3 separate regions of the Homo sapiens genome follow, and regions 1 and 3 are each linked to region 2. The links are chromatin contacts, found by Hi-C or POLR2A ChIA-PET in ENCODE. All regions are on one chromosome and are shown on one strand. The core of a region is the stretch at or near the end of the contact, and the rest is flanking DNA. Distances in the headings are between cores, read along the strand shown. Region 1 holds the start of SUPT20H (SPT20 homolog, SAGA complex component). Region 2 holds the start of BRCA2 (BRCA2 DNA repair associated). Region 3 holds the start of MTIF3 (mitochondrial translational initiation factor 3).

Region 1 (2,700 bases), core at 196-2,695, 4.7 Mb after region 2:
CAACAAGAGTGAAACTCCGTCTGAAACTTTAAAAAATGGACTAACCTCCTAATACAACACAAACACAAGCACCATACAACTGTAAATGATTTACGATCATTTACAATGAGTAAGATATTACTCCTACCCTTGAAAAGCTCGTAGGAGGTTTAAGTTGAATTTAGGTGAACGTGAAAATTTTCTGACCACTGAATTTGAAGATGAAGATACACTATGTACTTTTCGGACAAAATGTGATGACTTTAAGATTTCTTGTCACTAAATTGGGGATGGGGGCTTACTAACTTTAAATTATTTAAGTACTTCAGACAAAAACTAATAACTTCATATCTCTCACAAAGCAAACATTCTGTCTATACACAGAATTTACTAGAACCTGTGAGGAAACTGTAATCATTATCATTTCCGTTTTACAGAATAAGGCAATCAGAACAACTGACTTTCCTAACATCACAGACCTAGATCAGAATTCAGAACTCTGTGTCCAATCTTAGGTCCCTTCCAATATTACAACCTGCAAACTAATCAAACCGGCATCTGTTTTTACATTTCTTTAAAAAAAGCAAAGCAATTAAAAAAAGGACCCAATTCTGCTCAGAGACGAATATGTATTTCTTAATTTGGATCTAACTTTATAACATGGTGATCAACCCAAGTACACTGTACTCGACTCCGAAAATCCTGCTCGTCACTTTATATTTTGAGTCCTACTAGAGACTTTGATGAATTGCACTCAAGAAGACGCGGCCCCCACTACGCAGTGGCTACGGGAGATGGCTTCCAGGGCAACTGTTCTCCAAGTTCATTTCTGAGCGCCGGGTAACCATGGCCAGTAATTAATCCAATTCTAAGCGTTGCTATCAATTCTACGCGTTGCTATCAATTCTACTGATTTCCCTGATCGACCAGAGTCTTCCCATTGCAGGAGCTTTTGTCACAACTTAGGCTTTACCTGTACAACCGTCATCTCCACAGAGGAGCGACAAGCCTTTATGCAATATGGACACCAAGAAAACCGCCTTCGAAGACACGCAAGGCAAAATTCTTGCCAGTGTCCGGAAATACCCGTCTCTGGAACCCAAAAGTCAAACTAAAATTAAAAGTTCGGCTTAGCAACACCGCGAAAGGCGATGTAGGCGTCCACCTGGAGTTTAGCTGCCTCAACCTCCGCCCCGGCCTGCCGGGTCTCTGGGGACCCCGTCTTCCTCCAGCGGGCTCTGGGATGCGGCCCGCTCACCTCTGACCCTGGCCGGATCTCGCGCGTCTAAGCCACCGCGTTGCCAGTCGCTGGCCACCCACCTACCGCCACCGCCCACCTGTGCGGGTCGCCTCGCCGCTAGGCCCCAAGACGGCGCCGCCTGCTCGGCAGCAAAGCCCACCCGCCCCGTCGGCGGCTCAGTGCTGCACCCCCACCAACAGCCAGTTCCGGCGGCCGCACTTCCGATTGGCAGGCTGGGCCGAGGGGCGGGGAAGGCGGGCGGAAGGGGAGGAGCCGGGAGGGCGGGGCCGCTGCCAGGAGCCTGGAGCGCTGCGTTCCGCGCAGGACGCCGGTGAGGCCCGCAGAGACTTGCGTCCGGGCGGGAGGCGGGGCCCAGGATCTCTGCTCAATCCTGGAGTCCGAGTCCGCAAAGTGGGAGGGAGGGTGTAGATGTGAATTTGGGGAAAAACGACCCTGTTGAATTTCTAGAGTGGAAGAAACATAGAACTAGCTTTTCTCTTTGCTTAGCACATACAAATGGAAAAACAGCGACACCGTTACCTACATTTACTAGTCCAATGCGTACAACCTTCTGTAGTATATCAACTGCCAATGAGTTTATGTTTTTAAAAAAACCACCCCAGAGAAGGGTTCTAAAAATTCAGAAACCGCATTACTAGCACACATTGTAAGGTCTGTTTTGTTTTGTTTGTTCGTTTGTTTTTCAGACAGAGTCTCGCTCTGTCGCCCAGGCTGGAGTGGAGTGGAGAAATCTCAGCTAACTGCAACCTTTGCCTCCTGGGTTCAAGCGATTCTCCCTGCCTCAGTCTCCGGAGTAGCTGGGATTATAGGCGTGCACCACCACACCCGGCTAATTTTTGTATTTTTAGTAGAGACTGTTTCACTATGTTGGGCAGGCTGCTCTTGAACTCCTCATCTCAAGTGATCCACCCGCCTTGGCCTCCCAAAGTGCTGGGATTACAGGCGTGAGCCATCATGCACGGCCTGGGGTGAATCTTTTTAATGAGCATTTATTATTTGCCGTTCACAATGCCAAGGGTCATAATGAATGAAAGTGTCTTGGAATTAGAGTTAGTGGTTGCACACATTATAAGTGTATTAAAGTACACTCCAAAATAAAATCCGAACACATTAAGTGGTTACTCCCATTCCTCCCTCTCTCAGCCCCTGGCAAATGCCAATCAGCTTTCAAACTGTGGTACCTATTACGGATATTTCATATAAATGGAATGTGTGACCTTTTGGTCTGTCTTCGTAGCATAATCTTTTGCAGGTTCACCTTGTACACCTTGTTGCATGTATCGGTACTTCATGTCTCTTTATGGCTACTATTCCACTGTACCTAGATGCCACAGTTTTACCTGTCCATCCACTGATGGACATTTGGGTTGTTTCCACTTTCGGGCTATTGTGAATAGCAATGATATGAACATTTGTATACAAGTATTTGTTCGAGTCCCTGTTTTCAATTCTTTTGGGTA
Region 2 (2,700 bases), core at 4-2,503:
TAAGGCCTCCTTCTACAACTAAGGATTACTGATTATCAAACTAAAATGGTCCCTAAGGAACCAAGCGGAGCCCACCCTTTTCCTAATCCAAGGTTGCTTCTGTTTACTGCTCAAGCACCTTCTGGAAGCAGCAAGGCCCCCATGGGAGCAACTCTCACTGAATCCATTTGAAGGTTTTGTAGGTCTTACAACAAACCCTATTCAGCCTTGTATTAGGCATGTTACAGAACCAACGAATTCGGAGATGAAGTCAGGTCTTCCAGTTCAGCCTGCGAGGAAGACAGGTGATCCGAATCCTAAGAATGCAAAAGATGGGCCGGGTGTGGTGGCTCATGCCTGTAATCCCAGCGCTTTGGGAGGCCGAGGCAGGCAGATCACCTGAGGTCGGGAGGTTGAGACCAGACTGACCAACAACGGAGAAACCCCGTCTCTACTTAAAAATGCAAAGTTAGCCGTGCGTGGTGGCCCATGCCTGTATTCCCAGCTACTCGGGAGGCTGAGGCAGGAGAACCACTTGATCCCTGGAGGCGGAAGTTGCGGTGAGCGGAGATTGCGCCATTGCACACCAGCCCGGGCCACAAGAGCGAAACTCCGTCTCAAAAAAAAAAGCAAAAGATACTACCAAGCCCTGCGGAGCAAGGTACCTCACACTTCATGAGCGAGTTAAGATGGGTTTCACAATTTTTCAAGCAAGGAAACGGGCTCGGAGGTCTTGAACACCTGCTACCCAATAGCAGAACAGCTACTGGAACTAAAATCCTCTGATTTCAAATAACAGCCCCGCCCACTACCACTAAGTGAAGTCATCCACAACCACACACCGACCACTCTAAGCTTTTGTAAGATCGGCTCGCTTTGGGGAACAGGTCTTGAGAGAACATCCCTTTTAAGGTCAGAACAAAGGTATTTCATAGGTCCCAGGTCGTGTCCCGAGGGCGCCCACCCAAACATGAGCTGGAGCAAAAAGAAAGGGATGGGGGACTTGGAGTAGGCATAGGGGCGGCCCCTCCAAGCAGGGTGGCCTGGGACTCTTAAGGGTCAGCGAGAAGAGAACACACACTCCAGCTCCCGCTTTATTCGGTCAGATACTGACGGTTGGGATGCCTGACAAGGAATTTCCTTTCGCCACACTGAGAAATACCCGCAGCGGCCCACCCAGGCCTGACTTCCGGGTGGTGCGTGTGCTGCGTGTCGCGTCACGGCGTCACGTGGCCAGCGCGGGCTTGTGGCGCGAGCTTCTGAAACTAGGCGGCAGAGGCGGAGCCGCTGTGGCACTGCTGCGCCTCTGCTGCGCCTCGGGTGTCTTTTGCGGCGGTGGGTCGCCGCCGGGAGAAGCGTGAGGGGACAGATTTGTGACCGGCGCGGTTTTTGTCAGCTTACTCCGGCCAAAAAAGAACTGCACCTCTGGAGCGGGTTAGTGGTGGTGGTAGTGGGTTGGGACGAGCGCGTCTTCCGCAGTCCCAGTCCAGCGTGGCGGGGGAGCGCCTCACGCCCCGGGTCGCTGCCGCGGCTTCTTGCCCTTTTGTCTCTGCCAACCCCCACCCATGCCTGAGAGAAAGGTCCTTGCCCGAAGGCAGATTTTCGCCAAGCAAATTCGAGCCCCGCCCCTTCCCTGGGTCTCCATTTCCCGCCTCCGGCCCGGCCTTTGGGCTCCGCCTTCAGCTCAAGACTTAACTTCCCTCCCAGCTGTCCCAGATGACGCCATCTGAAATTTCTTGGAAACACGATCACTTTAACGGAATATTGCTGTTTTGGGGAAGTGTTTTACAGCTGCTGGGCACGCTGTATTTGCCTTACTTAAGCCCCTGGTAATTGCTGTATTCCGAAGACATGCTGATGGGAATTACCAGGCGGCGTTGGTCTCTAACTGGAGCCCTCTGTCCCCACTAGCCACGCGTCACTGGTTAGCGTGATTGAAACTAAATCGTATGAAAATCCTCTTCTCTAGTCGCACTAGCCACGTTTCGAGTGCTTAATGTGGCTAGTGGCACCGGTTTGGACAGCACAGCTGTAAAATGTTCCCATCCTCACAGTAAGCTGTTACCGTTCCAGGAGATGGGACTGAATTAGAATTCAAACAAATTTTCCAGCGCTTCTGAGTTTTACCTCAGTCACATAATAAGGAATGCATCCCTGTGTAAGTGCATTTTGGTCTTCTGTTTTGCAGACTTATTTACCAAGCATTGGAGGAATATCGTAGGTAAAAATGCCTATTGGATCCAAAGAGAGGCCAACATTTTTTGAAATTTTTAAGACACGCTGCAACAAAGCAGGTATTGACAAATTTTATATAACTTTATAAATTACACCGAGAAAGTGTTTTCTAAAAAATGCTTGCTAAAAACCCAGTACGTCACAGTGTTGCTTAGAACCATAAACTGTTCCTTATGTGTGTATAAATCCAGTTAACAACATAATCATCGTTTGCAGGTTAACCACATGATAAATATAGAACGTCTAGTGGATAAAGAGGAAACTGGCCCCTTGACTAGCAGTAGGAACAATTACTAACAAATCAGAAGCATTAATGTTACTTTATGGCAGAAGTTGTCCAACTTTTTGGTTTCAGTACTCCTTATACTCTTAAAAATGATCTAGGACCCCCGGAGTGCTTTTGTTTATGTAGCTTACCATATTAGAAATTTAAAACTAAGAATTTAAGGCTGGGCGTGGTGGCTCACGCCTGTAATCCCAGCACTT
Region 3 (2,700 bases), core at 167-2,666, 4.9 Mb before region 2:
TCACCTCCAAGACACCTTTGACGCCTCCACTTTCCCAGTCAACCCAACACCAAGCCTCATCGACTTCATTTCCTAAACCCCACTCGAATCCATCCAGTCCTCTCCGTATCCACTGTCACCACCGTCAGTTTAAAACATCGACCACCTCGTTTGGATTCCTGCCAGTCTCCTAACTCGGCTTGAGCCCTGGCAACCAGTTCCCACTGCACTGCGGTCACTACACCCAGGACCTTCCTCACCTTAAATAAAACTGCCCCGAGATTAAAGATCTACACCTTCGCCAGGCCAAAAGGCCCTTCCCACCTCTCCAGTTTCTTCTTTATGCCTAGGCCACACTGGCCATTCGGTTTTTGAAATACAGTACTCTCGTCCTTGGTTTAGGAAACGCCAGATCCTTAGCGCATTCTTCTGATTACCTTCCAAACTAAGCCAGTTCTCCCATCCCTCCCCCAATTTACTGAGCTTAACACTGAATGCTTCTACAGTCCAGTTGACCTTTCCTTTAAAACATTCATTACAATTACAGTTTTGTGATGATCTTAGCACTGCTGTTCTCCATCACTAGACCGTAAACTCTACGAAGCAGGAACAAAATGGACTTATTCGTTACTGTGTTGTGCCTGACAGAATGAATAGTAGTCGATTTTCAGATTCTTCTCTCCATCCTCTACTTTTCTAAGACTTAGGCCTTTCACAACACGTACTTGAAACTGAGACTTCTCAGTAAGAGAACTTCGTTTACTTGGTTCAAGTCTTAAGCCACGGAGCCCACTAAATGACAAATGAGAAAAAAAATCCCAGTCACTTCGCGACCTTCCCCCATAAGGCCTCCTCCCGCAACAGCAGGCAGCAAGAACAACGCATTTGTCCAGCATGTCCTGCGCAGGCGCCCTTCGCCTGGCTCGCTCTGCCCCACCTGTGCCAGGCAGTAAGCCGCAAGAGCACTTCCGGGAGCCCCCGACCCGGTTGTTGGTAAGTCGGCGGCGACGCCCACCTGCAGAACGGGACCGGCGGAGCGCCAGGGCTAGAGACGGGACGTAGCGACGTACTGCGTGCGTGCGTGCGCACAAACGAGGGCGCGCATGTCGGGACGGAACTAGAAAAGCTCAGTGGGGCTGGCGGCAACTCTAGGTCTAACATCCCTCGGAAGTTCGTGCAGCGGCCTCGCTGAAAATGGCTTTACAGCCCGGCAGAACCCTCCGACTCCGCAGCAGGACCTGCGGAGCCTCTCCGCCCTCGGTACCGGCGGGACGGGGTAGCCCTGACCTTCCGGGTGCCTCCTCCACAGGGGCGCCCCCTAAGGCCACGCCCTCCCGATGCCGGTCCGCGCACCGCTCCGCACGCCTCATATTTAGCATTACCTGTGCTGGGGCAAGCGATTGACATACTGTAGCGGACGCAAGTACAGCGGATCTGCGGCGAGTCCCCTTCGCTCTCCGTAGTGGGCGGGGCTTCACCCCGCGTCCTTTAAAGGAAAGGTGATGGGCGGAGCCACGTTTTTCTACTGTTGGGATTCAGTTCCGCCGACAGAAAATGCGGAGAACGCGGAGGAAGTCCCTGAGGGGAAATTGCTGCTCACCTGGCTCCCGCTGCTCCGCAGGTGCGGTGAAGGCTAATGTCGAATTTCTGCAGCAATCGGAGCAGCCCTTACTCCAGTTACATTAACACCAATCTCGGTCTCCCACTAGGGCTTTATAAATTGCTTTCATAAACGTCTTTTTAATGTAACACTGAATAAAATGTTTTATAAGCGTCTTTTATAAGGATCGTAAGTGAAAGGGCGCTGTCTCCGATTTGCAGGTGAGCAGACAGCTTCGGAGTGAGAACGGCTCCCCGCGGGTCCCCGGTGGCGCGCGGCTCCCGGAGGCAAAACAAAGCTGGGGCCGGGGCGTCGGAGCCTCCGCGTTGTAGTTGGGAGAGGTTCGAACGGGGCCCCAGCTGGCGAAAGGGAAAACGGACCCGGACCCGGACCCGTGGAGCCTGCTCGAAAGCCGGGTGCTGGGGGTCTGGGCCCCGTGTCCCCCCTCTTTTTCTTCTTCAATAAGAAATTCCTCAAGGGCAGACTGCGAGTCCACAGTCGTGAAGCCACCTAATCTGGCTTCATACCTGGAATGTTTGGATTCCTGGTACGAAGAAAAACTAACATTTATTGGCTACTTGTCCACTGGAAGGCGTTGTCTTATTTCTCATTAACTCCTTGAGTCAGCATTACGTCTTTTATTACAGATGACACAACTACTAAAGCTTTAAATAGTTCTTTGGGAGCAAAGACGAAATCTCCATTTCCTTTTTAGCTGCTGGTAGCTCGACGCTCACTGTTAAAATAGGGAGGTAATGAAACAACTCTTGTGTGAGACCGAAAGTCCAGGTGTGCATCTTGGCCATTTCCAAGTTAATCAAGAAGAATTAAGGATTCATTTTATTCTATCAAAATTATTTCTCAATGCCAAGATATTTTGTGTGACGTAGATTCGGGGACAGACTGAGTAGCACAATACCTGGGAAAAGTTAGGTGCTCAGCAATTATAATTGCCCACATTTGTGATTGCTTTTGCCTATGTGCCAGACACTGTTCTACGCACTGAACATATCTCAAGTTATTCAATCTTCAGGACAACCTTATGAGCCAATTATTATTATTACCCATTTTACAGATGAGGGAACTGAAACAAATTTGCCCAAGGTCGCACAACTAGTAGC

Evidence for each region. A loop is a pair of places that touch in the nucleus more often than their neighbours do. ChIA-PET counts read pairs that join two places held with the same protein, here RNA polymerase II (POLR2A). Pooled maps may share reads with other maps.
Region 1: a pooled map shows a loop between it and region 2 (19-fold over the local background). The contact joins the promoter of SUPT20H here to the promoter of BRCA2 in region 2. A Hi-C loop is called at or near these places in 5 of 50 pooled maps.
Region 3: a loop to region 2 is called in a map of CD8-positive, alpha-beta T cell, with 12 times the contacts of the local background. The contact joins the promoter of MTIF3 here to the promoter of BRCA2 in region 2. A Hi-C loop is called at or near these places in 2 of 168 maps with a recorded cell type or tissue (both CD8-positive, alpha-beta T cell) and 6 of 50 pooled maps. POLR2A ChIA-PET finds 5 or more read pairs at or near these places in 1 of 52 experiments (Panc1).

The regions. Positions count from the first base shown.
Region 1 is chr13:37,058,243-37,060,942 of GRCh38, forward strand. SUPT20H (SPT20 homolog, SAGA complex component) reads right to left here and starts at 1,446. Exons shown (of 26, transcript NM_001014286.3): 1 at 1,317-1,446. RefSeq lists a silencer at 1,358-1,617.
Region 2 is chr13:32,314,255-32,316,954 of GRCh38, forward strand. BRCA2 (BRCA2 DNA repair associated) reads left to right here and starts at 1,254. Exons shown (of 27, transcript NM_000059.4): 1 at 1,254-1,413; 2 at 2,168-2,273. The coding sequence starts at 2,207. ZAR1L (zygote arrest 1 like) reads right to left here and starts at 1,109. Exons shown (of 6, transcript NM_001136571.2): 1 at 1,061-1,109; 2 at 76-296. RefSeq lists a silencer at 305-525, a cis regulatory region at 644-710, a promoter at 1,039-1,535 and an enhancer at 1,644-1,913.
Region 3 is chr13:27,449,148-27,451,847 of GRCh38, forward strand. It overlaps MTIF3 (mitochondrial translational initiation factor 3), which reads right to left and starts at 1,417. Exons shown (of 5, transcript NM_152912.5): 1 at 1,362-1,417. RefSeq lists enhancers at 654-1,568, 1,412-1,771, 1,792-1,851.